Linked DNA regions of Mus musculus: all the other regions are linked to region 1. Evidence: chromatin loops called from intact Hi-C (ENCODE). Cell type or tissue: heart. All regions are shown on one strand.

The links. Peaks named below come from ENCODE experiments on the same cell type or tissue, not always from the same donor. Only the 100,000 strongest peaks of a DNase experiment are listed, where the experiment ranks them.
Region 2: it touches region 1 in a loop (5-fold over the local background); 20 of 42 quality-filtered maps call a loop at or near these places.
Region 3: it touches region 1 in a loop (4-fold over the local background); 5 of 42 quality-filtered maps call a loop at or near these places.
Region 4: it touches region 1 in a loop (7-fold over the local background); 16 of 42 quality-filtered maps call a loop at or near these places.
Region 5: it touches region 1 in a loop (4-fold over the local background); 4 of 42 quality-filtered maps call a loop at or near these places.
Region 6: it touches region 1 in a loop (6-fold over the local background); 6 of 42 quality-filtered maps call a loop at or near these places.
Region 7: it touches region 1 in a loop (6-fold over the local background); 16 of 42 quality-filtered maps call a loop at or near these places.

The regions. Positions count from the first base shown.
Region 1 is chr10:95,416,080-95,420,079 of GRCm38, forward strand. It overlaps Socs2 (suppressor of cytokine signaling 2), which reads right to left and starts at 778. Exons shown (of 3, transcript NM_007706.4): 1 at 539-778. 5730420D15Rik (RIKEN cDNA 5730420D15 gene) reads left to right here and starts at 1,296. Exons shown (of 5, transcript NR_045339.1): 1 at 1,296-1,600. In heart, CTCF peaks have their summits at 2,010 and 2,213; DNase peaks (open chromatin) are centred at 232, 882 and 2,012; H3K4me3 peaks cover 1,914 bases; H3K27ac peaks cover 1,783 bases.
Region 2 is chr10:95,102,322-95,106,321 of GRCm38, forward strand. No RefSeq gene overlaps it. Among named protein-coding and RNA genes, the nearest start is that of Gm29684, 42 kb to the right of the region's middle. In heart, a CTCF peak has its summit at 1,714 (motif pointing right); a DNase peak (open chromatin) is centred at 860.
Region 3 is chr10:95,141,256-95,145,255 of GRCm38, forward strand. Gm29684 (predicted gene, 29684) reads right to left here. Exons shown (of 4, transcript NR_131146.1): 2 at 3,750-3,794. Among named protein-coding and RNA genes, the nearest start is that of Gm29684, 2.6 kb to the right of the region's middle. In heart, no CTCF peak of the experiment used is centred here; DNase peaks (open chromatin) are centred at 6, 1,806 and 3,676; H3K27ac peaks cover 3,858 bases.
Region 4 is chr10:95,474,562-95,478,561 of GRCm38, forward strand. It overlaps the pseudogene Gm3619. Among named protein-coding and RNA genes, the nearest start is that of Mrpl42, 25 kb to the right of the region's middle. In heart, CTCF peaks have their summits at 1,605 (motif pointing left) and 1,807; a DNase peak (open chromatin) is centred at 1,580; H3K27me3 peaks cover 371 bases.
Region 5 is chr10:95,190,117-95,194,116 of GRCm38, forward strand. The region is part of intron 2 of Cradd (CASP2 and RIPK1 domain containing adaptor with death domain); the gene reads right to left. Among named protein-coding and RNA genes, the nearest start is that of Gm29684, 46 kb to the left of the region's middle. In heart, no CTCF peak of the experiment used is centred here; DNase peaks (open chromatin) are centred at 1,345 and 1,975; H3K27ac peaks cover 924 bases.
Region 6 is chr10:95,216,592-95,220,591 of GRCm38, forward strand. The region is part of intron 2 of Cradd (CASP2 and RIPK1 domain containing adaptor with death domain); the gene reads right to left. Among named protein-coding and RNA genes, the nearest start is that of Gm29684, 73 kb to the left of the region's middle. In heart, a CTCF peak has its summit at 1,552 (motif pointing right); DNase peaks (open chromatin) are centred at 1,550 and 2,300; H3K27ac peaks cover 306 bases.
Region 7 is chr10:95,086,133-95,090,132 of GRCm38, forward strand. No RefSeq gene overlaps it. Among named protein-coding and RNA genes, the nearest start is that of Gm29684, 58 kb to the right of the region's middle. In heart, a CTCF peak has its summit at 2,188; no DNase peak of the experiment used is centred here; H3K27me3 peaks cover 588 bases.

The sequences.
Region 1 (4,000 bases):
GGTGTCCGTCTGAGTTCCCCGGGTGACGTTTATTTGTGGAAGGAGATGCCTGGGGATGCAATCGGCTCTGCGCTCAGTAAAAGCAACCGAGTTTTTCTGCGCCAAAGGCAGACAAAAATCCCAGGGATCGTCGCCTAGCTTCCCCCCCCCCTCTCCGCCCCAGGCTGACACCCCTGCTCGCCAGTGCCGGGTTTCCCTCCAGTTGAAGCGGAGGAGATGGGAGAAAGAGAAGGGGTGGGGTGGGGGAGCAAGGGCGGAGGCTGGCGGGGAGGAGCGGGAGATCAGGTTATTAGGATTATAAATTTGGGTAGCAGTTGTTGGGGGGTGGGGGTGCTCGGAAAATTTCCCGAGACCGAGAAGGAACCCGGGAGAGAGGAGGCAGTTGAGTCCGGATGGGGCAGAGCCCCGACTTGAACTCTCCCGGGGCGCCCTAAACTGCGGACGCCCAGGCGGTCCGCCGCCGCCCCCGTGCTCGCACCCCGCCGCCCTCCCGGCCACTGTCCCCCCGGGCGGAACCTTCGGGCTTCGCGAGCGGTACCTGCCGCAAGCTTCCGGGCTCCGGGCACAAGGGATCTTGAGGGCGCGCGCCTGGAGTCCCGGCGCGCACTGTCCGAGACCCGCGCAGCGTTGGCGGCTGCGGGAGGAAAGGCTCATGCTTCAGGGGGGAAGCCCAAGGCCCGGGAGCCGCAGAGGCGGCGAGACTTGGCAAGAGTTAACCGTCTGTCCCCGGAGCCGAGTGTGCGCGCGACTTCCCAGCCCGACGCGCCTCCCTCGCTCCCCGCCTCCCGCCCCTCGCGCCCCGCCCGGCCGCGGCGGAGGCCGCTTTCCAGGAACTTTCCAGGAATCCGCCTCACGTGACCGCAGCCCCCGCCAGCGCTTTAAAGAGGCCCCGGCCGCTAATGCGCAGGCTTCAAGGGAGCCGGGTGGAGAGAGCCGGTGCGGGTGCTGGTGCTGGTGGCTGCGGGGTGGAAGCCTGCGACTCCGCCCTCCTCTGACCCTGCACCTCGGGGTGCTCGGGAACAAGGAGAAGTCCCCAGCCAATGCCTATTAAGCCACCAGTACCTGCCCCTGTGTCTGCAACAGCTGAGCACCTCGGTCCCGCGAATAGCAGCCCCTCTTCTCCCCAGCCCTCCACGTAGGAGGGAACCTTTAGGCCAGCCATCCACCCCGCTGTGCGCCTGCCAGACGCGACCCTCCTCTCCTCCATGTGGGATGCAGGACCAGCGTGCGGGAAGGGGGCGGGGCTCAGATGTCCGTCCCTCCCTCTCTAAGACACACACAGAGCTAGAGCTAGCACGCCACTGCCCAGGTCGACTACCACTCCCGGGCACCTCGGGAAGCGAACCAGAGACTGTCCCCTCCGCCAGCATCCTAGAAGGCCAGGAAAGAGACGAGCTGAGCGCCTCCTTAAAGCTGCGCAGACTGCCCTCAATCCCTCCCCCCTGGAGCTCCAACTGGTAGTCCCCTGCATCAGCCTTGCCCAGCTTCTCCTTTCCTCCTCAGCTCAACTCCTGCTTGCCCTTCGGGAGACCCACCCTGGCCACCCTACAGAGGAGGTGCCCTTACCTGTGCCCGGGTGGGGTGCGGGGTCACAGGCCTGGTGCGTTTGTCTCTGTGAATCCTTGCAAAGCCAGGGACCCGGAGTTCGTATTGATCCCAGTACTTCTTTCCTATTGGGACCCTCACCTCCCACTCTGTAAGAGGCCACCTAGCCTCCGCGCCGGCATCCAGGCACGCCGGCTCCTGAAACGTGACCCACTTTGAATGTGACCTACTTTTTTTTTTTTTAACAGAAAAACAAAAACAAAAAAAAAACACTCATGGGAAAACCGGATTCGAAATTTCGATAACCATTTTTCTTTGAAATACTGTTCTGTTGCCCCACTGCTCAAAAGCTTGAAAGGTCAATGGCCACTTTTAGTTGAAGCTGTGTCTATGGGGAAGTTGGGCAAGGGTGGCCAGGAGAGGTTGAGAGAGGCGCGGCTTCCAAGCCTTGCCTGGTGCCCCGCCTGCCGGCCCTGGAAGGAAACACAACACGACCGGCCAATTCCAAGGCCCCGAACCAATTTTTATCCACAGTAATTTTTTTCCTCTTAAATAATTCTATGCACTTACAGAATGGTGAACGCGAGGGGAGGACATAAGCCAGCTTACAGGGGCTTTGTCAGCGATAGATTCGTATGTGTGGCCGCGGAGGGGGGAGGCTGTTTTCCTGGAATCTTTGATGGGAAGGATGCCTCTTACTCAAGTTTTAGAAAGCCTGTGTAAAGCCAGGGAGTAACTTAGCAGGATGCTTACCTTCTTTAGGTCCCTAACGTTTTCTGTAAACTTAAAAACAAGATGTCGGTGAAAGGTTAGCATGAACGGACAGGCGGATCCCTCTGGAGTTCTGTGTAGTGAGTTGGAGGCCCAAGTTAAACTTTTTAAGCCTCTACAATGTGCAGGGATAACTAAGACCAACGTTTTATGAATGGTTGATCCTTTCTTGGTAGAAAACCTCAGAGGAAGTGGAAGTGTGTGCCTGTGCTTCTGCACTCCTAAAGGGTTTTGGTTTTTTGTTGGTTTTTTTGTTGTTGGTGGTGGTGTTTTTTTTTTTTTTTTTTTTGAGATCATACAGATTAATTTTTCTTTGTCAGGTGTAGTAAATCTTCCAGCCTCCTTACTCTACTGAGTACTATGACCAAACCACCTGGCAGAGGTGATGGAAGGGAGGAAAGATTGATCTCGGTTCATGGTTCACAGGACACATTCCAACATGGCAGGAAGGCTTGGAGCCTGGAAAGCACCCTCCACGGGAGGCAGGAATTAGTGGTGCAGTCAGCCTTAGAAGGGAGACAGGAAACCGGTTTACATCTAGCACTCCGGTGCCCTACACCAGCAACTCACTTCCTTCAGCTGAGCCCCACAGTGGTCCTCATCCTCCCTAATGCAGCGACCGTTTAATACAGTTCCTCATATCATGGTGACCCCTCAACCATAAAATTATTATCATTGCTACTTTGTTTTGTTTTGTTTTGATTTTTCAGAGCTGAGGACCGAACCTAGGGTCTTGCACTTGCTAGGCAAGCGCTCTAGCACTGAGCTAAATCCCCAAGCCCCTCATTGCTACTTTGTAACTTCTGTTGTACTGTAATGTACTGTAATGTAATGACCTTCTTTAGGTCCCTAACGTTTTCTGTAAACTTAAAAACAAGATGTCGGTGAAAGGTTAGCATGAACGGACAGGCGGATCCCGCTGGAGTTCCTGTGTAGTGAGTTGGAGGCCCAAATTAAACTTTTTAAGCCTCTACAATGTGCAGGGTTCACTAGGACCAACATTTTATGAATGGTTGATCCTTTCTTGGTAGAAAACCTCAGAGGAAGTGGAAGTGTGTGCCTGTGCTTATGTAACTTTGGAGATCAAGGTTTGCCAAAGGGGTAGGACCCACAGATTGAAGGCTTTACAGCCTTCAAAAGTGAGTGCTACCAGCTAAGAAGTGACTCAAATACATAAGCCTTCATGGGATATTTTTCCATTCAAACCATAGCATGTGTTTTTTTTTGTTGTTGTTTGTTTGTTTTTTTCTCCCTCCTGGGCCTTTGCACAGACCCTCTTTTTCTAGAATCTCTCCCTGACTGAGTGCAAGGTGGCTTGCCCTCATTCATCTCAAAGTTCAGTCTCCTAAACAAGGAGTCACTGGCCACAAAGATTACGGTAGGCACACAGCTTACCGTAGGTCACCAAGCTATTTAGGATTTTTCAACTTTTCTTTCTAGCCTATTCCATGCCCTACATTTTGTCAGCCTTTCAAATCCTCTTTGAGCACTGTAGGAGCCACTTAGGAAATGTCTATGAGTTCCTGGCAAGCAAATAGGGTAGAACGGCATTGTGCAATTATGTGTACCAGTGGGCAAAACCAGGAGGGAATATAGAGAAAGCAAATCAAGTATTTGAGGGTAGCAGAATAGGGGTGGATTTTTAAATCTGACATTCTTAATCTAGTTTTTTTGTGTGTGGGTT
Region 2 (4,000 bases), 310 kb before region 1:
AATATTCAAGAACAAATTCTTGTGTGGGGAGGGATCTAGGACTAACCAATATCCAGGTACCCACCCAGCCTTGAGATTCGGTTACTTTAGAACTCGCCATGCCTTAAGGATGCTTGCTTAGTGCTGTCATACCCAATCTCTCCCGTTTCTCAAGGCAACCAGCCCAAAGGTGATGTCAGCTGAGAAGGTCATTGAGACAAAGGGAAATAGATCAGGGGGATTTATGAGGGAAAGACTACAGTACCAAGCCTGAAACTTCTCTATCAAATGAGAAGCCCTAAAAGCTTCCAGTAAGACACAGCTTTAGAAACGACCATCATCGGGTTAAAGAGGGTCAATGAGATGGACCACATAATAGATTAACAATAAGCTTAGAGAAATTGAAAAAAGAATCCCTAAAATGCCACAGAGTTTTGGCAGTCAATCTTTATAGATGAATGGGAAGGGCAGCCAGGGGTCTCCAAAGGGGACAGTCAGAGAGTAACTAAAGTGAAAGCCAGAACCTTGGCTGTGGCTAGAGTTGAACAATATCTGAATTCTGCAGAAGTTAAATAAACTCTTATGGCAATTCCAGCTGAGTACAGAACAACCCATATTTGAGGAGCACTAAATGATCACACTTGACTTCCATTGGAAAAATATGAACATACTGACTGCCAGCATATCTCTATCAAAAAATCAAAAGATTACAGCAAAAAAGCAGTGCCAACAGCCAGAACAAGGAAGGACTCTATTCCCCATTCAAGTAGCTGAGATAGGATGTGTCTATTATGTAATCCACTAGTAAGAGTAACTGCAAAATGTTTTGTAGTCTCCAGCTGTGGTTGAGCTGTGATATCAAGAGGTCAGCCAGCATGGTTCAGGTTTATATAATTTGGGGGATGGGTTGATAGTGAAGACCAAACGTCCTTGAAGCCAAGAAAGACATCTGGAGCCTCAGGATGCACCACCCAAGAGGCTGGGGAAACTCAGAAAGGTAAAATTACCTCGCCCTACCCCCGGAAACGGAGGCAGAAGTAGCATTTTGAGCATTCTTTAGGTCATCTACTGATGATGGATGCTCACTACGAGTTGTGAATTTTTAAGGTCCCAAATTGAGGGAGAAAACCATGAGAAGGTATGTAAGTGTAGACAGCAGGCTTAATCTATAAATGTATGAGTTTATGTCTTCCAGTTTATGACATCATGTAGTCTACAGTAATGTGGGTCTTAAGTTCTGCATCCTACCCAAATCCCACAATTTGCAAGGCCTCCAGTAAAACTATTATGCAGACTCACTCTTCTCAATTTCATGGCAGAAGGACCGTGTTTCAAAAGGGAGAAAGCCCTTAGTGGTATTAATAAAAATATGCATGATTAAAGTCATCAAGCCTAAACAAGATATTAATACTGCTCCCCTCTCCATGAGGCTCAGGGATCATTGAGGAAGGGTTGGGTGGAGAGACTGTAAGAGCCAGAGACAGTTGGTGACTGCAGTGAAACAGAATTTGGGAAACAGGAGAGGTCAGTTATGCACATGGGCTCCCAGCAGCTATGACAGCATGCATGCATGAGACCCATTCAAATCAAGCCAGACAAGATCACAGTACAAATGGTGGAGAAAGTCACCAAATTCCACCCTTAGGTGAGGAGCTATGGGAATCCATGACTGCTGGAGGCAGGAGAGTCAGTTTGCTTCAGAGATGTGGCCTCTGAGCAACTATCCATGCTCCAGTAGATGGCCCCACACTCATGCTCATAAAACACAGAAGACATAAAACACAGTAGATTTGGTGGTTGAAAAAAAAAAAGCAAATTGAGAGGAAATATTGGGGGGATGGGGTGGATTTAATCATTTACTCTTAAGAATATGTTTTTATTATTTTAGATTGTGTGATGTATGTACATGTAGGCATATGGACATGAATTTGGATGCCTGAGGAGGACAGAGATGTCAGATCCTTTGGAGCTGGAGTCATAAGCAGTTGTGAGCTGCCCTGACTTGGGTGCTGGGAACCAGACTCAGATCTTCTAGAAAAGTAATAAGTGGTCTCAATTCATGAGCCATCTCTCCAACCCCCTATTTTTTTTCATTTTGTATAACATAAAAATTAAATAAAATTTAAAAGAAAGCAAAAAACTAAAGTTATCCAAGACATAGAGTACTTTCAAGAAATTTAAAATGAGAAGCAATTGCCTTATATGTCAGAAAAGAAATGCTCTCATGAGGCCCATGGGTTGAAGAGTCCCAGAGGAGAGGTTTAGGGTAGAGTCCTGCTTGAATCATGTTCAGTATGTGACTCATAAGCAAGTAACTTAACCCTGATCCCAGGTTTTCCATCCCATGAGAGAGAGGAATATCAGGGTACTTTAAAGGCTGCAGTGAGGAGTAAATGAATTGAAAGCCAAGAACTTACCATAGTACTTAGCAAACAGTGGAGGTCTTTTAAGCAACGGTGATTACTTTTGCAACATTACAGGTGCATACAAAGGCACAAACTCTGAAGGGCCAGCTTCCCTTTCTTATTCCCCACAAGAAGACAGACTCACTCCTGTGGGCCATTGACTTCTGGGAAGGCAGGGTTGAGAAGTAGATCTCAAACATTTGAAAGGTAATATTTGCATTAATTCCTTTGATTGTTGCTGGGCTAGAATGCCAGATGAAAGCCAACGACCAAAGGAAGAAAAAGTTGATTCTGGCTCACTGTTTAAGTAGGAGCTTTGTGTCAGCTGGTCACACTGCATCTAAAATCAGAGAGTAGAAACTTTAGTCTCTCCTCTTTTTAAAAAGGATTTTACTTTTAATTGAGAACCCCCCCCCCCACCGTGTTTATGTGTGTGTATGAGAGAGAGAGGGGAGGGGGAAGAAGGAGGGAGAGGGAGGGGGAGGGGGAGAGGGATCAGAGGATTTGGATTCCTTGCAGCTGGACTCACAGGTGGTTGTGAGCAGCCCAATTCTAATTTTAGGACCTACAAGAGCAGTATGTCTTCTTAGCCACCAAGCCAGGTCCACAGCCCAGTGGAGACACTCTCCCTTTCTTACTCAATTCAGGACCCTTAGCTCTGGAGTGGTGCCATCCAAGTTTAGGGTGGTTCTTCTTACTCCAATTAACTCCATCTAGATGCTTCCACACAGACAGACCTAGCAGCTATTCCTGCGGTTGTTGCACACAGGAATGTACACAGATGAGGCAGGTGTTCCTGTGGTTACTCCGCATCCCCTCAAGTTGACAGTCAACATCAGCCATTACGACATCAAAGGAAACTTTGCTCCTGCCCGCCATTCCTTTTCTGGAAATTTTTATAATGTGTAGCACCCCAGCCAGGAAGAAAGATAAATTAAATGCCATTTGGTTTATAATTACATGTAGAATAATAGTTTTCAATCTCTAGGAGATTCCATGTTTACGGTCTCTGGAAGGGAGCTATTACTTAAGGCCAACTTTGTGTATCCATTCTGCAGAATGCAAAACACAGTGGTTTTGACTTTAATTTCCTAATGTACAAAATCATTTAGCTTATTCATTCATTCATTCATTCATTCATGTATAAGAGATATTGATGAGCACTTTCTACAGTAGTATATATAGTAGTATATATACTATATATATATATATATGTCCATATATATATACACACATACACACACAGTAGTATATATACTACTCAACAACAACAACAATAATGAATTGTTGTTCAATAATGTAACAATAATGAATAATTAACATAGTTATGACAGGGTGCTAGATAAACGTTTGTATCTGGACGCAGGCACTGCTAACTCCTCACATTTAGTCCTATAGAATCTCTGCTCATTGCCATGCATTGAGGTTTTATTTGTTTGTTTTAGGTAAGATCTTTGTGTTCTGTCAGAACTGAAATGTTTCTAGACTCATGGTTCATCTCACTCCAGCAGTCACCACGTGAGATCTCTGGGCATCTTGCCCTAACATATGTATTTTAGGTCCCAGCCAGTTACTCAAGGAGACCTCAACTCATAATTTGGCGTCTTCTTCCTTTC
Region 3 (4,000 bases), 270 kb before region 1:
GAGAAGCTCCACCCAGCAGATGACTCAGACAAATATCTGGGAACTCTTAAATGGGGCCACCGTAGAAACGACTCCAGTGATTTAAGAATAGGCAGGCTTTAGTAGAGAAATACAGATCAGGGCTAAGAAGGGAACTGCCACTCAAAGTCCCTTTCCTTATGGGTAAAACAGAGACCAGCTCAGACAGAGAGAGGCTCTGCTTATGAGTCTCCGTGTGGTAGGGGAACTCACTTTTTATTGGGTTCGGGGGTGCCATTCAGGCCTGGTCTGATTTGTAGGACTCCATTTCAGGAGGTCAGTATCTTGAACAACCCAATCTGTGGTAATATGGATATAAATGGTGCAGTTGCAGCTTGGAGACTCATGTCTCTCTGGCAGCCACTGTGAGTTTTGCCAGACAAGTACATCAGAAGATGCAGGAGCAGGGGCTAGCCAACCCATGAGCACATCCCAGGGAGATGGCACCCTGTGCAGACATCATTTCCCAGATCCTTCATATCCTCCACAGAGACTCTCCTCCCCATCTCTCTCTCCTCAGTGCTCTATTTCTCTCACTCTGCCTGTCTCTGCTTCTTTCCAGTCTCTCTCTCTTTTTCCCTCTCTCTCAATACCCTTCTCCTTCCTCCTTGATTGCCTGAAATGTTTTTCTATTAACTTTTTTTCTTTATGTTTCCCATCATAACTTAATAAGTAGCCCACTCTTCCTCCCCAAATGGATGGCCAGATTTAACAAAACAAACAATGCCCAGTTCATCTGAGTTTGGACTAAATGGCAAATATTTGGGACATGCGTCAAAAAGCAATTTCTTGTTTATCTAAAACAAGTCTAATTTCAGTATCTGGCACTGTGATCCCCAGCTCATGGTGGCTCTGTGTAGGCATCAAATGTTTTCTTGTAGCCCTTCAAGATAAAATGCTCTATGATAAACTTTATAATTCTCTCACAATTCAAAAGATAGGATTGAAAAAAAAATAGGATTGAACAATATTTCCTGAATGTTCCAGAGAGTTTGGGGTCTCTTGTTCATGCAGGACACCCATGCCTGGGTCTGTAGGAGCTCTTTGAGTCCAACCACACCACATGTGCCCTTCCTGAACCAAAGGTCAAGGGAGGTTCCAGGTTAGCCAAATGCCAACAGACACATCAGGCCTCCCTGAAAGAAAAGGTTGATTTGCATATAGTAGGAGTGAGTCAATTAAATTGTAAGCTTTTTCTTTCATTTTTGCTATATATTTGATATATTCTCAGAATGACTGGAAGATGGGGGCTTTAAAGAAAGAACCCCCTTTCTGGAGCTCCTTTGGGTGTCCTTAGGGGTGAAATTTATAAGAGAAGGTGTGTAGGTGTTCACTGCCAGGCGATGTGAATTCTCACTGCTGACAAGAGCTTGTCATCTAACCTGTCACCTTCCTGCCTGTTGATATTTTTATGCGTGTGAAGGGCACCAAGCTGTCTGAAGGAAGCTGGACCTGGAGCCTCTGCAGGCCATCTCAACGTCCCTTTCCACCCTGAGTGACTCCAGCAACTGATGGAAGTTCCACAAGCAGCCCAAAAGAACAGATGCCCCATTCTCAAGGTCCTAAGGAAGGCTGCCTCCAGGAGCTGCCATTTCTGGTCCAGGCCAGGCTTTCTGCTCTGCCGGCTGGAGGACAGCCATCCTTATTGAGTGTATTTCCAAGAAAGCAGTTGACAGGCTCCTGGTGCTATTCCTGGAAATGTTCAATAGGCCATCCTCTGGCAGGGCCTGCTGCTGACGGATGGGTCTGAAGGGGTACCTCGTGCTCAGCCATCTATGTCGGGTCTATTTCCAGGTGCCTCTGAGCACTCCCATCTCCATATACCACGGGCTGTCAGCTGACTGGGGCTGTAGGCCTCTGCATAACTGCTTCCTCCCTGGCAGGACAGTTGCCAGGTGGCTTGCTGCTAAATGGAGACAGGCGCCCTGTGACTATAAATTATAAAACACCAGGTCCAGACGATGTGCTTGCTGTGTGTCCCCATAGTCAACTCCACGGGGGACCCTTGACCACAGCCAGAGGGCATTTCCTACAGCAGCTTTGACTCTCTCACAGCAGCCGTTGGAGAGAGGCCAAGCCTGCTGCAAGGCAGCCTGATTCTTAGCAATCCTCAAAGCTGAGAGTTTCCACTCGATTTCCTGGCATGGTGTGGACCGAGGTTTCTCAGGGTCAGCACTACATGCATTTTCAACAATCCATTTGTGTGTTGGGGGTCATATGTAAGCATCCCTAGTCTACTTCTACTAACATGCTGGCAGCATGTTCCTACTGGCAGAAAAACACAAAGAAAAAAAGACTAACCTGAACTACCTGGAAGGTGCAGGCTGAAGAGCAGGTCTCTGATGACAGGGCTGAGAGGATACTGGGGACTGTGCTTCAAGCACTGTCCTTCACTGCATAAGCTATGCTCCTTCTGACAATCCATGTTTGCTTTTGGAGACAGGACACAGACAGACAGACAGACAGACAGACAGACACACACACACACACACACACACACACCAGATGTTGCAGAATGTCCTCTTAGAAGGCAAAATTGCCCTTCATTGAAAAATCACTATCTAGAGTCAAGGAGCAGGGCCCCTGGGTGATGCCAGAGAGGGGGCTGCACTTCGGAGGGATGTTTAGTCTACAGACAAAGAAAGGAAAGCAGCTGAGGCTTCTGCAGAGCTTAAATTGAAGCGTGGGGCTCCCCTGAAAGAAAAAGCCAGGCTGGCTATTTATAAAGCTCCCTGACTCTTAAGTGAAAACAAAGATATACTTTAGACAGCTTTCTCCCCCTCTTCTCTGCTTTTATTGTGACTTTGAACAAGAATAATGGCTCTCTGTCCACCTGAAGAAAGAGAACAAAATCCCCACCCCCACCCCCGTCTTTCTTCAAAAAGGCTTTGGGAGGCTTTTGGTTGCTTTAGTAGTTGTTTTGGTCATCTTGTCATAACCACTTGCACCCACACTCCCCATCCCCATCCCGCCCTCCCCATACACGCCCCCCCAACCACCCCCCCCCACCATCATCTTAGGAATTATCTTTTCCTGACCAAAGTAGTGAGAGAGGACAGTAGGGGTGGGACCGTAGATAGAATCTCCTTGATTTTTCTTCACAAAATTCATAGGCTTTTCTTTATACTTAGAAACTGGCTGGGAAATACCCCTTGCCTATATAGGAAGCCACTGTTGCTTTAAAAAATGACCTTGCTGTTATATAATTCACAGCTGGCTTCTCCACTCCAGCTTTCAAGGAACTGTAAAGAAATCTTTAAAGATCTGGTTCTACTGGGCAGAAATCACAAAGGAAAAAAGGGAGTAACCTGAACTCCGCAGAGCGTACAGGATGAAGAAAACAAGGCTGCGTGGGTCCTGGGGACAGCTTCAAGCCCTCTCCTTCACAGCACAGCCTGTGCCTAGGAGGACGCAAGGCCACATTTGCTTTTGGAAACAGGGCACTGTGATTAATCAAAGAAAACAAAACCAGCTTCATTTCCCATAACAGGTCCACGGAGGGCTTTTCTAAGAAAAACCTTGATCAAAATGTTCCTTCTGTTTCCCTAAAGGCTGATGAGGGGGGATCCATGGAAGTTAGGTCCTGAAGAGTCCCCTTCCCAGAAAAGAGCTTCGTTATGCTAATTCACTCAAAGCAGTAGGGCAAGAGCCAGTCTACTGTAGCATCATTGACCCCTCTGGCAAAAAAGCAAGCAAGGGTGTCTTGTCCCTGTACCCACTTGGGTACTCACCTGTTCTCTCTGGGCCATTCTGATCAGTCAGGCTTCCTGGAAGACCTGGGGGAACAGAACAGTGAGCACAAGAGTCAGAGAAGGCAGGCAGCTGGGAGCACTGTGGCCAGCTTGCACAGGCTGGCCTCTCAGTAGTTTCTTGCTGTAGGGCCGGTAGAGTGAGACAAAGAGACAAAGGAGATACAGCCTGGGGTGCCAAATCAATTCAGGAATCAAATAATATTTTAATGTAAATCATTTAAGTAAAACTT
Region 4 (4,000 bases), 58 kb after region 1:
AACAGAGGCCAGCCTGGCCTACACAGTAAGTTCTAGGCCTGCTAGAGCTATGAGACCTCATCTCAAAAACAACGAGGACGATGACGACGACAACAACAAGAAAACGAGGAGGAAGGGGGAGGGGGAGGAGGAGGAGGCAAGCAGCTTAACAATGGGCACGTCAACTGGTTGATGGGTAAAAGTGCTTGCTGTATAAGCCTGATGACCTGAGTTCAGGCCTTGAAACTTAACTCCCCAAGTTTGTCTTCTGTCTTTCACACCACACCAGGGTATGCATGAACACACACACACACATACACACACAGACCAGGAGTCGGGGAACTACCAAACACTTCAGGAGGTATAAGAGATTGCCGTCAAGCCGGCCAAGTTCAATATCCAGATCCCATGTGGTAGAAAGAGAGAATTGAACACCCTCTTCATACATTGAATAAATGTTTACAACAACAACAACCACAAAAGATGAAAAGCAAGCCTACTGGCAGGAACCAAGTCCTCAGCTGACGTCTCCCCATGGTCCAGCTTCACTTTCCTACAGTCCTGTGATCCTCCTCCAACAGACTCCCATTGCTGGACTCTACTGTGGATGGATGGGCTTCTTGGCCCTGGAAATCAAGAGTCTTAACTAATGGGTTCTCTTACCTCTGCTGACTGGGACTAGAGTTGTTAGCTTCTTAGGAAGGCAGGAGTTTGTGGGACCAAAAGAAGGAGTCACAAAACCCTTAGCCCTTGTGAGGAGGCAATTCAGAGGCACAGTGCTTGCCTGACATGTATAAAGAAAGCCCTGAGATCAGTCCCCAACAGAACACACACACACACACACACACACACACACACACACACACACACGGAGAGACAGACAGACAGACAAACATATACACAGACAGACACATGTGGAGAGACGAGAGACAAACAAACACACACCATTTAAAATTAAAAACAAAAAAGAAAGTACAAGGGCTGGAGAGATGGCTCAGTAGTCAAGAGCACTGGCTGCTCTCCCAGGGGACCTGAGTTCAATTCCCAGCACCACATGTCAGTCAGTTCCCAGCTGTCTGTAACTACAGTCCCAGGAGATACAAGGGCACCAGACACCCACATGTTACTAAGACACACCTGCAACGAAAGCATCCATACACATTAAAAGAAAAATCTTTAAAAAAAAACATATTTTCTAACAAAAAGAAATCTGATGTCTTTAAATATACATAAAAGATTTATTTTTATATATGAAAGTACAAAAACAGTTAACAATGTTATCTTTGAGTAAGTCAAGGTTTTCTACCTAAACTTAATTAAAAAAAATGATAGTGAAAAACATCCACAGTTGGGAATGTCATTAGAAAAATATAAGTAGCACGGCCGATATTTAGCAAGTAGCACTGATCTTAAGGATGTTTGAGTTGGCCAGCTAGAAAGCAGATCTTCTCACAACCAGCTGTTGTATAAATACTTAATGATAGACGAGTAGAACGACTTCCGGCAATGACATTATCAAACCACCCTTTCTCAAGTAGCAATGTTCAAATTCTCTGCCATTCTGGCATTTCAAAGTCACAACCACAGGGTAAGCGGTTCAGGCTGAATGCTGTGTCACAGTGCCCTCTGGCGGTTTCGTCGAGAATGTGTTCCGCAGGTTAAGGCAACACAGCCTCTCCGGCTCTTCCTAGGGCTGCTTTTAAAGTAGCATCCCTCACATGTAATTGTAAATGGCCACTAAAACCTGTAAGTGGTTTTTCATAGAAGGGTAGTGAGGAAGGTAATAGTTTTGTCTCAGCCATGGAAGAGATAGGAAGATACAGAGGAAGTAAGACTGTGATGGGTTACTATTTGTTTAGAAAACTCAAAATCAGCAACACATGAAAGACATAATTCGGAGCCGGGCGTGGTGGCGCACGCCTTTAATCCCAGCACACAGGAGACAGAGGCAGACGGATTTCTGAGTTCAAGGCCAACCTGGTCTACAGAGTGAGTTCCAGGATAGCCAGGGCTACACAGAGAAACCCTGTCTCGAAAAAAAAAAACAAAAACAAACAAACAAACAAAAAAAGACATAATTCAGGAACTACATTAATCTATATTTTCAATACATTAAAGTCTAATTTGCTAAAGTACTCACACAGGACTGCGTTTGGCCTTCTAGAGTTCCACATTGGTCAACTCTGGACTCACAGAAACACTTTTTAATTATTTAATTTTACTTACAAGCCTTGTTCTTTCATGCTCATAACTTATCTTGATCTTTGTAAAACTTTTATTATAAGTCAATATAATTTTTTTCAATAGAAATAGCTTTGTTCAGATAAGTCAATATAAATTTTTTTCAATATAAATAGCTTTGTTCGGTATAAATTTGAAAAAGACTAATAGTGTTTTAAAGTTAGGAGCAAAGTTGGTATATCTGACAAGCTTGTATCAGACTTACTTTCTTTGATGCAATAAAAAAAAGAGAGAGAACCTAAGTGCTCCCATTGGGCAAGAGGTTCACATTACTGTCAATTATTGCTAACCTTCTTCTCTTTTGTTCACTATTCTGTTTTTGTCAGTCTAAGTTTTATTCCAAAAAGTTATGTATTAAGATTAAGATGTTTATAAAGATGTCCATCATTACAATAAAGCACCCAACTGGACAGACAAGGATCCGATTCAGTATTAATGGCCTAATTCCCTGATGGGCAACTTAAAAAAGAAAAAACAAGAAAACCTTTCCGGAGTGAAAGGCCAGGACGGCTTCTAACAGAATTGGTGCCTCTCGGGAGTTATAAAATCCACGATTTTGTCTATTTCTCCTTTCCATTCCCTCTCCTTCTCCTGCTGAGATTTCCCTTCTACCTCTTCTTGGTTTTTGGTCAACTGTTCCACTTCCTTTGCCTGAGGACCATGCTCACGGCCATTCCATTCTCTCCTTAGGGTGGCCATTTCTACTTCTTCAGCTGACAGTTTACCAACATCTATTGTCTTATTTTTTTATCATCTTGACAGCTAGAGCGAATGTCGACTTCAGAGTCCTTTCTCCTGCGTTGTAGTCTGGTTTCAACACTGACACAGCTCGGGCACTGCTGTCTCCAATGCTCATGCGCTTGGGTCACTCTTAACAGACCTGAAAGCCATGGTGCTTACCCCAGCCAATACACAGCAAGGAAACAGCAACCGGACACTTCCCTCCAAACTGCGCATGCGCCTCTGTGATAGCACAGTGCTGTAAACAACTGCGCACGTGGAATTGGCTCCTGTTACTGGAATAAATACCTCTGAGCAATGAATTAGTCAGGACCTTAGCATCAGGTGTTGTGCCTGCCACGCTGCAAGCCATGTCCTCATTAAGTTTATCAACTTTCCAGAAAACAAACAAACAAACAAACAAAAAACCCCAACCGACTCCATCAAGAAGCTTGTGGCTGTTACACCTCTTCTACTGCAAGCAAAACTCCATCATTGGCTAGAATTCCCAAACAGGTGCCTGCATGTCCAATGGCTTCCACAGCATATTCTACTTGGTATTACTAAGAGACCTTCTGGGAAAAGTACTGTGGTCCTGGAGTCATATCTTCAAGACACAGCTTCTGAACTTGATGTAATTCCGGAAGAAGGCATTGAGGGTGCAGAGCCAAGCCGCTCTGCTCAGCTGGAAAATCAACTTATTAGCTATTCTTTACATTGCACTTGGCTTCCTGACTGTCCAGTTGCATCGCCTTCACTATGCACATTTGGTTAGGCATCGATTTTGAAAAAGAAATTATCTTCACTCAATTTTATAACATTCAGACAAACGTTTTAACATTAGTGTGATAGAACATTTACCAACTCTCTGGAAGGGCCTGCTGCCAAGTCTGATGATACATGGGCGTCTGGAGAGCTGGCTCAGCAGAAGAGCACTGGCTGCTCTTCCAGAGGACCCAGGTTCGATTCCCAGCACCCACATGGCAGCTCACAACTGTTGGCAACTCTAGACCCAGATCTATGCCTTCTTCTGGCCTCCACAGGAACCAGGAACACACAT
Region 5 (4,000 bases), 230 kb before region 1:
CTGTCTAGTCAAATGAATGAAATACTATACATACTTCAACCTGAATGAGTCTCACAATAATTACGCTGAATGAAAGAAGCCAGAAAGGAGGAGGGGAGGAGGGGAAGTACAGAACGCATTTAGGTGAATGCCGGAAATGAAAATCACCAATGACAACAGAGAGCAAACCCATGTTTTCCCGGGCCCAGGGAAATGGGAAGGAATTATAAAGGGCCATGAGAAAAGTTTCAAGATGGTAGCTCTATCATTATCCTGACTGTGGAGATGGTGTACGTGTGTGGCAAAGCCTGCCAATCCACTCTCGTGTTTCGAGACAGGGCCTCATAGAGTCTCAGCTGACCTCGGCCCTGCTTTGTAGCTGAGGCCAACTCTGAACTCTGGCTCCTCTTGTGATGAGTTATAGGTATGTGCACCGTCTCCAGCATCGCGTATCAAACTTTACATGGTGTGTTTCGTGCCAAGTCCTCTTCAAAGAAGCTGGCCTTGTTTCCTTGAAAGCGTTCAGACACTTATCGCTTCCGCCTTGTCCCCAACCCTGTATTGTGTTGGAGCCTCTTTCCCAGACTCTCCCATGATGCTCCACCCTGGCTCCATCACAGTCTTCATTGCTGAGTGTAATTCCCATCCAGCTGATTTTGTAGATTGTGCTAGCACAACTTCCAATGCCCTTCTGTTTCTGATTTGATGGGCTGGGAATCTGCCCTGGCTTAATCTTGGCCTTCCCTGCCAGCCACACCTAACAGAGAGAGCTGTGAGGGCTGAGGAGCCTCAGAGCCAGCACTGTGGCCGATAGAAGGGGCTGACACATTAAAACTATTCTGTCCAGTGACCACCTCTGCTGGGTTCTCGCAAGTGGCTGGGTAAAGGCTGTGTGCCCTGCCGTACAGTCTCAACCCTTTCATCCATGGGATTGCTCAAAATCAAATACTATAGAACCTTCGTTTTTGCACAGTTCTAAAATATCCCTCTTGAATGGGTAAATAAGGTATGGGATTCAAAGCAGCAGAAACATAGCCAGAGGCTTCTGGAAGCAAAGGGTATAGTTGTGAAAATATAAAAGGTATTAAACCTTTAGAACAACCATAAATCAAGTGAGAACCCTGATTCTGGATACCCCTCGGAGGAGCATTTCCAGAGGCTGCAGCACTTTCAAATAATATCATGTGCTCTGGCTTCAGCCTTGGCCACTTTTCCCTTAGAACAACAAAAAGAACCATGCCAGCTATTAAAGGCGGTCTTGTTACATAACGCAGTTAATCACACATACGCTTCCCTGTGGGATCTAACCCAAGTTTCACAGTGGTCTATTTTATTTAGCATTGATAGTTTTATTCGTTTCCTATTACAGAGATCTTTCCACCAAATTGACTGTTGCCTCATCCTTGGCGTAAGGAAGACGACTCTGAATTAAGGACGGGAGGCACAGGTGGTCCTTGGGTACAAAGTATGTAGCTGAAACGCTTCATGGGAGGCAGGTGTCCTGCAAGCCTCTAAGTACAACAGGTCCTGCTGATGAAGGTTGTGCCTTTAACCTGGGCATCTTGCAGGCAGAAATAAGATGAAAGGAGAGTTCTGTAACTTCTTGTCAGGTTCCAAGGCTGCTTGGCATGCTTACTCATTCCCAACAGCCCAGGCTCTTATTAATTGGAAACAAACAAACAAACAAACAAACAAGACCATGAAGGAGGCGGGCAGGAGAAAGCAGAGGGAACTTAGTACTGATATGCCCAACTCGGTACTGATAAGCCACCGCTTCCTCCTCCTCCTCTTCTTCTCCTCCTCCTTTCCTCCTCTTCCTCCTCCTCCTCTGTGGTTGGGATCCCTGGCATCCTAGCACTGGTCATTCTGTCTGGTACTGTGGCCTTTTCTGCTCCCAGGATGGGGTTGAGAAAGAGCTGTGTGAAACAGGTCCTTATGGCCCAGCACTGTCTCCTCTTATCCTAGGCTAGCCAGCCCCACATGTCCCTCCTAGCTACTGGGTAGATAACGGAAGGAAAGCAAGATGAAGTAATTTCCTTCATGCCTGTATGACTAATAAAGCAACTGCTGTGCTCCAGGCTTAGGAACATTTCCTAGTACAGTGCCTTCGGGTTCCAGAGAGGTCTGACACAAGCGTGTTCTCTGTTTGTATCATTTGAAAACAAGGATTGGAGGAGACAAGGAAATACTTGTGCCTTCCGAGTCACTACCACAAGATGGGTAGCATCGACTCAAAAAAAGGAGGTTGTAGTATTAGGGGACACTGAATGACATGTCCCAAACACTAACTAGTAAGTGTCTGAGACTGAGACTGATTTAAATCCAGTTCTGTCTGGCTGAAGGTCTGGGTTCTTTCAGATAGCCTGCTAAGATGCTGATGAGGTGAATGTAGTCAACAAATCCCAAGAGAGAGAGAGAGAGGGAAGGGGAGAGAGAGGGAGAAAGAGGGAGGGGGAGGGAGGGAGAAAGAGGGAGAGGGAGAGGGGGGGAGAGGGGGAGAGGGAGAGGGGGGAGAGGGGGAGAGGGAGAGGGGGGAGAGGGGGAGAGGGAGGGAGAGTGAGAGAGAGTGAGAGAATGAGAATATGACCAGGAAGTCATTTCAGACTAGTCTGACTGCAATTCTCTAATTGTGAAGCTTCTCGGACACTCCCACTGAGCCATCAACCTGAATCCTCTGGGCAGAACATTATGTGACCTGGAGGGACAAGATGATCCTTATATACTTCCTTAATTCATGCAGCTATAGATTCCTCCAGAGAAACAGGATTCTATAGGTCCTGTGAGACTGGGCAGGGGTAGCTACACTTTCACAGATGACAACAGAAACCTGAATTTTTTTTTTTCAGGATTGATTTAGGATAAGCCCCTTGTGAAGGCATGCCTGGTAATATCTGTTTGGAGAGGCAATGTGACCAGTGACTGACCAAGAGAGGAGTGGGTCTAAAGAGACACTATAATGCTCCATACCCTCTTCCCAGCATGCTCCACTCGTTCCATAGCATCTTCTATCCTCTACCGGTCAGTGGCATTCCCCGTCTGCATAAGATGTGGACCCAGCCAACACAACCTCTGTTTGGTAAACAAATACTCTACTTCTAGAGTGACTGCTTTTAGGAAGACCATTCGCCAGGGGCTGGATCTTGGATTTAGCTATTACATCATCCAAACCATCATCCTTCGGTGTTGATGTCACACCGATGGCCCCTGGCTTCTGAGGTTCCCTCACCTGATAATGAAGCAGAATGAGATCTATTCAGTAGAAAGTATATTTCAGATTTAGGGTTTGGACCTTTTCTTGGTATCTGTCGTATGTTTTTCTCTTGAGAGGCTGGGCAGCGGCTGTAGGCTGCAGCTCCTGGCCAGCTAGCTACCGGCCATACTACCCAACCCCAGAGATACCCAACCCTCTTATTGTGCTTCTGAGCTACAGTGCTCAATAGGGTAGGTACATTGAAATGCATTTGTGACCTAGGATATTTTCAGGTTAGATTGGCTTTGCCAAGATGTAACCCCACTGTGAGTTGGGAAGCATGGTCAGATCCACAGAGATCAGTTAACAGAAACTCTGAAAAGTACAAACTTCAAAGTAGTGCATTTAATTTCCTGCTCCAACAGCATGGTACTTGAAGAAGGTAAAAAGGAAGAGGAGGAGGAGGATGAAGAGGAGGAGAAGGGAGAAACAAAATGGAAAATCCCGTCATATTCTTTTAGTGTGTTTCCTGGCAATATTTCTGTGTAGACGTCCCAAGGAGCACAGAAGCAGCTTGTATGGTTAGGAGATTAACACGCTATCAGACTTAGGAAATTACAGAGATGGAGAACAACAGCCGATCTACATTTGTCCCATCTGCTTTTGGTTTCATGTTCTGCACAATCAATCGCTGGAAGCATGAGAAAGGGGCGTGTCCTGACTGCAGCCCAGAGGTGAAGTGGGGGTGAGCGTGGGGGGAGGAAGGGCTGGGGGCTGGGGGACGAGAGTGAATATGGCCATGGACTCCAGGGAGGGTTTCCAGGAAACAGC
Region 6 (4,000 bases), 200 kb before region 1:
CTTCTTATCAGAATCTCAAACTATTACAAATTAACGCAGAGAAACAAAGATAAGTGAAGAAATTCAACCAGTCTGAGTGAAAGTCTCATTTGTTTCTGAAGTTAGCCTTGAGACAGAAAAAACTACCAGCATTACTTTCCTCTCTCTTTCTATTTTGAAATAACATAATATTAATTTTTATTATTAATATAAAATAACAATAGAATTACAAGAAAATACTATAGTCTAATAAATGTATTCATTGAATATCACCTCACATACTTATAGTTTTGTGGTGTTAACATTTGAAGTCTGTTCTCTGAAGTTTTAAAATAAATGTTGCATTGTTAACTATTAAACACCATGCTGTGTCCTCTTGTCTCTCAGAAACTTTGTATCGTTGGACCAGTATCTTCCCAGCATAGCCCTCTTCCTGGCCCCCAGTATCCACCATTCTACTCTGGCTTCTATGATCTCTATTTCACATATTAGCGGAATCATGAGACAGTCATCTTTCTGTGCCTGGCTTACATCTCTTAACAATGTGTGTATGTGCATCCTTTATCCATTCATCTGACAGTCTCTAAAGTCAGTTTCATCTCTTGGCTATTCAGAATGACACTGTGAATGCAGACATCTGCTCAACCCACCTATTTCATTTCCCAATAGTGGGGCCACATTGTTTTAGTTTTCGGAGGATTTCCATATTAGTTTCCATAACGACGAAAATCTATTCATATAACATTGTATTTTATAAGTCCTCTCCAAAAAGTTCCTATGGTAGCTGGGATCCCCATGTTTGAATAAAGACAGAGATGGGGGAGGAGGAGGAGGAGGAGGAGGAGGAGGAGGAAGTGGCGGAAGAGGAAAGCTATGATCAGTTATTTGTAGGACTAGTGAGGGTGTGTGCATGAATGTACATAGAATGTATTCAATGCTTTTTATTTGAGGAGCTGCTGATAATAATTACTGTTAATTGACCTCTTTCCATTCAGGATATCATTCTTATCATAAGAAATTCACTTCTAGCCAAAATTTGGAACCTAAGAGCCAATATGGTCAGGGTAAAGTTAAAGATAGTGACTAAGCCTGACAAACCACATTGCTTTTTCAAACTTCAAGTACTTTGATTTTTTTCTGGCACAAGTATCTCTTGACTAAAAGACAGTTGGTGAACTAAACCACAGATTTCATTTTTCTGAATAACTAGAAAAAGAATGGGTGAAGCCCTCACTATTTCCAAAGAAGCAGAGACTCGAAGTCAGGATATGGTAGCATGAAATTCCAGATGAGCCAAAGTGAACCCCCACACAGTATTTAGGCCACGCCTGGCGGAGCTGTACTTCGAGCTGACCTCTTTGCTTCTGGGAGATGAGGAGGAGACAGGAGTGCCATTGGTTCCTGGGAGGGATCCTGCGCACTGTCTAACCAGAGGAGCTCTACAGGAGCCGCAGTCGTAAAGTGTTCCTCAAATGGGCTACAACTCTGTGGCCTTGGGTCAGCTTCCACAACATCCTTCGCTCGGGCAGCATCCATCTCCAGCTGCTTATGACTCTTCAAAGAAAACTCCAGTAGAGGGCAGAGCCACAGAGCGGTGGGGGAGACAGGAAGCGGCGCAGGCTCAGGCTCAGGGTGTTCCTTCCAAACAGTTCCGACTACTTTTATTTACTGTAAGATCTCTACTTAGAAAGCCCCACACGGGATTTGTGAAAGAGATAACAATAACAACAACAACGACGACGACAACGACAATATAATAACTTGGACTATCTTGGCTTTGTCTTTCTACAGTATTATTTTCTATAAACATCTCTCCTACAAAATTCCTTCCTGTCTAGAATGCTGAAGATACAGAGTTTTAGCCAAGTTCACCGAGGCATCTGACATAATGTGGGCAATCCAATGCTGTTTTCCAGCTGGGAGCTAGCAAGGACACGAGGTAATCCACGGAGCTCCTCTGACCAGCTCAGGCTGGCCTCTCAGTCTCCCTCCTCCCTCCCACCGACCTCCATCCTTATCCCTAGGAACTGGTGGTATACTTTAAAGTTTAAAACCTTTTTTTTTTAAAGTAAAATGTGTACTTGATATTTTAATTTTGGCTGTGTGCCTTAGTCATTTTCTATAATTTCCCAAGCCAATCAGTTCTTTCTGTCTCAAATTACCAACAAGTAACCGGCCTCACCCATTTTCCAATTCTTTCTGACTAGCGTAGGGCCTGCTGTATCGAGGCTGCGCACACTCAGTGAGTCTGGGGAAAGCAGTGCTGGCCTTGGCCTGAGCAGGCACCTCGCACTTTCTAGCTGACTCTAGTGACAAGCCAGCGACTCTGAAAACAAATGACCACGCCAGGCATTGCTCAGCTTCGGCTTGGAGGGAACACGCAGCTTCCTGGAAAAGTACTGAGGCACTTCTGGGAAGAAAGGACACTCTCTGTTGACACAGGGATTGGACAACAGGGGCTGGGTAGAAAAATAAAAAGGAATGGCCACCGTGGTCTCTGACATACAAGGAAGCCACAGAAGGAAGGAGTGGAGAGCCGTGGCCTCCGCTGTGAAGGGAGGCTGCAGGAAAGCGAGTCTTCAGTCTCATGGGGTCAATGACAAGGCCCAGTTCCCATGGTTCTCAGTGTCCTCACATGTCCTGCCTCCTCTGACTCCACACACGATGCTGAGAGTAAAACAATGTCCTTATTTTCTCAGGTTGCCGTCAGTGTGACGAGACACAGTGAGGAGGAAAGGCCCGTTTCACCTTTCGGTTCTCAGGATACTTTCATCACTGAGGGAAGCCAGGGCAGGGACTCTAGGTAGGAACCTAGAGGCAGGAACTGAAGCAGAGGTCAGAAAGGAATCCGGCTTACTGGCTTGCCCAGGACCACCTGCCCAGGGGTGTCACCACCCATAGTCACCTGGGCCCTCCCACATCAACCATTAATCAAGAAAATGACCCACGGACTTTCCCACAGGTTAATCTGATAGAGGCATTTTCTCTTTCTTTCTTTCTTTCTTTCTTTCTTTCTTTCTTCTTCTTCTTTTTTTTTTTTTTTTTTTTTTGGGTTTCTCGAGACAGGGTTTCTCGAGACAGGGTTTCTCTGTATAGCCCTGGCTGTCCTGGAACTCACTTTGTAGACCAGGCTGGCCTTAAACTCAGAAATCCTCCTGCCTTTGCCTCCCGAGTGCTGGGATTAAAGGTGTGCGCCACCATGCGCGGCTGGAGGCATTTTCTTAATCTGGGTTTCCCTTCCCAGATAACTCTGGCTTGCAATGAGTGACCAATATAAATCAAAACAAAACAACAACAACAACAACAAGTCCACCGTGGACGGTGAGAACTCTGGTTTCAGACAAGTCATGTGACTGCAGTGAGCAACTTGAGCCCAGAAAGCCTTATCTCTTTGAGATCTAGCCCGCCAGTCAAGGAACCAATAAGCTGAGGAAAATAGAGATCACATAGTGGGCCATTTATAGCTAGGGGCGACTCACATTCAGGACCTGCTGGAGTGGACACAGTTTTTATTTTCAATTTGATGTTAAAGAAAATGAAAATCAGATAACAGAGTCATCTTAGTTACTTGCAGGACTAGCAGAGCACATCCCACTTATACTTGTGAGATGTAGCCTCATTACTCCTAACAACGCTAAGCTTAACAAATACACATTTTAAAACTCCTTCTCATGGAGAAAGCACCCAGAATAATTTGCCAATTGAAAATAACTTTCAAAGGTGTCTGGGCATGTATATTTTCAATAGAGGACTCATCTTTCTTTTTTTTTTTTTTTCTTTTAAAGATTTATTTATTTTATGTATGCGAGTATACTGTTGATCTCTTCAGACACACCGAAACAGGGCATCGGATCCCTCCCATTACAGATGATTGTGAGCCACCATGTGGTTGCTGGGAATTGAACTCAGGACCTCTGGAAGAACAGTCAGTGTTCTTAACCACTGAGCCATCTCTCCAGCCCGAGGTCTCATCTTTCTAAAAATAGAAGCAGAGTAGTGTACTATGCTCCTTCCAGTGTTT
Region 7 (4,000 bases), 330 kb before region 1:
TTTAGCCTGAATAACTGAGGCATGAGACGAGGGTCATGGTGTGGCACCTGTCCCCAAATATCTTAAGAATCGTCCCTTTAGAATGTTCTGGGTGGTTCCCTTGGTAGGGGAGTTTTCCTGAAGTTATGGCATGACACTGAGGCAGATGGGATTAGAGAGAGGTCTTCATAAGCTTGTCCTTATGACCACACACCCTTCCTAGCAGACACCATTTGAGAATGGCTTGGCGTCATTCACCCTTCAGTATGAATATATGGCTTAGGCTCTCTACAGAAGGAAGGGAGCATTAGAAGAGGCTGACGACTTTCCTCCCAGCGACCTCCTCCCTTCTCAGTCCCTGTTCTCCACACCCATTATTCTCTCTCCTCCCCACCCATGACGAAACTTTCCTAATAAGCTACCTCAGTGTCGCTTTAAGAAGCCGAATAGTCTAAACTCTTCAAGAGCCGCTTTAGTAAAGGAAATGTACAGCCTAAGGCAAGAGAAATCTGGGGGTGTCGACCAATGAGGTGACTTTGGTCAAAACTCCCTTTCTGAGCTCCAGTTTCTTCAAACAAGAGGATTTAAAATTCCTTCCTGGTTCTATACTTCTGTGACAAAACATTAATTTAAGGTAGTTCACCTTTTTTTTTTTTTTTTAAGGAAGCTATCCAAGACTTTCTTCTTGCAAGACTCTGCTGCCACTCACCGATGTGCCCACACTGCCCTCCTCTATTGATTGAGCTCCCACTTCTCTTTTCTTCCCATTATCTGGGTAATCTTTCTTTCTTCCTGTTCCTCTTGAGTAAGTGCCACCCATCCTCCGAGGTTCTTTTGAAGGCTAATGTATTTGCTGTTTATATGCTGACTAATGGATGAGACTGAAGTGTGTGTGGCAGGAAGCGAGTCCCTTGCTCTCAAACCTGCCTTTCTGCTTAGTAAGTATTGGTTAATTGCTGGCACAGTTGAGAGGCTCAATCTGTAGTGGCAGATCTGAGCAGCATCACAGTTGGTAACGGTGCTAGGAGATCAGCAGACAGCTACGTTTTTCCCCTTCCCAGTCACATAGAAAAGATTGGCCTTGACAGACCTCTATCCGGGCAAGTATATTAGGGCATAATGTGGCACTCCAGAATAGTGGAAAAGACTCAGTTCTGTTTAAACATATTTTATCTCATCACCATTCAGTCTGCAAATACTCACTGTGCAATGACCCTGTACCAGGCGCTCTGCTAAGTACTTTACATAAGTCACCTTGCTTGACGTTCATCATAAATCCCATTAGGTTGTTAATATTAGGTTCCTACTGACGCGTGGGGACACAGATACGCAGGGGAGTTAAATAACTTGCCTAGGGTCACTAGAAAACAACAACAAAGCCAAGAAGAGTCCATCCCAGGCTGCCTGATTGCTAGAAGCTGAGTGCTGACCCAGGCTTCCAGCCATGCCTTCAATAAGTACAGGCTCCTCCTTCCATCCTAGAAACCAGGAGAGACTATTTAGAAGACAGGTTATTGGGATTCACAGAAGCCCTACAGACAAACACAAGCTGTCATGGAGCACACAGCAGGCCATGGGAAGGCTCCCGGGATGTCACATGCATGTGGTATTTCCTACAACAAGCTGAGGAAGGCCAATGATGCAGGGCTCTCCATACCAAGGTCATGAAAGAACCCACAAAGTGAACGGCCGTGGGAAGGGCGTGACTGTGTATTATAAAGACAGATAGGGAGTCGGCAGAGGAGGGAGACTGGGGTGTCTCACTGGGGTTCCAGAACAATGGTACTGACTGTATGCCAGGGTGGCAGGGTTCTACGAAGAGAAGAATGATGTAGTAATCCGACGTATGCATCAGGGAGCTAACTCAGTTTGTAGTTTGAAGTTAAATGAAGTGGGTGGGGTAGGGTGCATATGCCTCTAAACCAGCACAGAGAAGGCAGGGTACACTCAGAGCCAGCCTGGACTTCATAAAAAGATTCCGCCAAGAAAGAAAGGGGGGAATGTGTAGCAGGCTCCTCCCTTTCCAGCAGAACCCAGGGCTTGTTCAGCATTCTCTTCTCACAACCATGGCTGTTAATAAGAATCTTCCGAGATGTTCTGGAGAGGTTTTCTCCCTCCTGCGTGAAGCCTGACAGGACAGATGGCTGTCCTGTCTCTGACTACGCCGAGTACAGCACTCAGAAGGGATCAGGTGGACTAGCTGGAGGATGAAGCTGCCACTTGGGGGAGTTTGAGGCTAAGAGATGCAGAGGGCTCAGTGTAACCATGGCTGACAGACGCGCTTCGGCCCTGAAGCAGCAGATCCTTGGAAGGAAACTGCTCGTTGGTTTGCTGACTTGCTATTTTCTTTTAGGATTGTTGCTTCTGGCAAACCTAGGCAGAAGGCTCGCTGCCACCACACCAAAGCTGGTTTCTGGCTTTTGTCTGGAGACATCTCCTCTCAGTCCTGCCACTCTCATCCTCCCTGTGTGGGACACACACGAGCTTTCAACATGCCCACAAACCCCTCGGTTTCCAATTGAGTTCAACACCAGTAAGCTTCGGATTGGGTGGGGGCAGACTAGTGAATTTAGAGTGCTGAGTTCCTGTTACCTGGGAACCTGCCTATGGTTACCGTATAACTCTAATTTTTTCAAAGTCTATTTTTAATGATGGTTATTAAATGCTTTAACCTCCCTTTCAACCCACCAACCCACCATAGGCAGTGGAAAAGAAAGGATACAAAGGCAGTGGACCTGTTTAGAGGGGTTCTTTGGAGCAACTCCCATCTGTGTCGTCTGGAAATTGACAGTTCTGTTCACAGGTTAGCTACAGCAGCCTGATCCACTCACAGGCACTTTAACTGAGACACCAGCAGACCAGTTCAGTAAAGTTAGAGTTAGCAAACAGGAATCAGCAGCGGTGGCATGACCTAGCAGAGACAGCCAGGCCTCAGCCTTGGCACAAGTCAGTAGGAGGGATGGCAGAAGTTCTTGGCTGTGCCTCTCTCAGCAAAGTGAAGATCAGTGAAGACAGTGGAGACACAAGACCAACAAGCATTGCACAGCTAGCTCTATAAGCAAGCCTAGCTCAGCCTCCATCACTGTCCATTGAGTCCTTTTTATACTCCCTGCAAATATGTGTCCTCCACAGGTCTCGCCTCAGCACATGTGTCTGTCTCAGCTGACACCACTCTGCCAATCAGCCCAAGTCCTTGGAATTGGCAAGAAACTGCAGCACACCACCCAAAGTTTTTCGGCATGTTTCTCTCTATGGAGTCTTGACAAATGCAGCTCAACTACACAAAGGAAGGTGGACCAATACATGCTTTGCTAGTGAGGAATCCTTCATCATATGTCCTTTCACCTTCTTGCTTTAGCAGAACGTTCTTTTTCATGTGTCCACTTCAGCTAAACATTCCTTCACATGTTTGCCCCAGCAAAACACCATCCAACCGACTTTCCGAAGAACTCTTACGTTTCCACTTCACTACAATCCTTATGGAAACTCTCTAACTCCTATAAAGCAATCCATTCCCCAAGCCTCTAGATTCCAGAAAATGCTCCCTGCTGTTGCTCCTTGTCTAACGTGGGGAAACCCTGCATCCCACTCCTTCACTGATCATGCCTGGGTAACTATCAGCTCTCTGGTTTTCTAGAACCCCACCTTGAGTCTACTTCTCTGTTGTGTTGGGATTTCAGCAGGGCTTGTTCATGGTGCTCATCTGGGGCATTTGAAAAACAGATGCCAGGGCAAACTTTAATAAGTAAGCACAGTCAAACCGCAACCCCAAGAAGCCAATCGGGGAGAAACACCAGACAGGAGCATTATAGACTACTGTACAATCCAGCAGAGGTTTGCCAAGACTGATGGGAAGTCTCAGGCCAAAGGCAGACATCAGAGGAGTCCTCTGTCTCCTAGGATAGGCTGTCTCATTCTTACTGGGCTCGATCCCTGCTTAGGACAGAGTATGGCCTCTATGGAAATCTAGTGTTGGGCTCCAGAGCACATACTTCTCTCCTGTGAGAGGCAGCCGATGAGG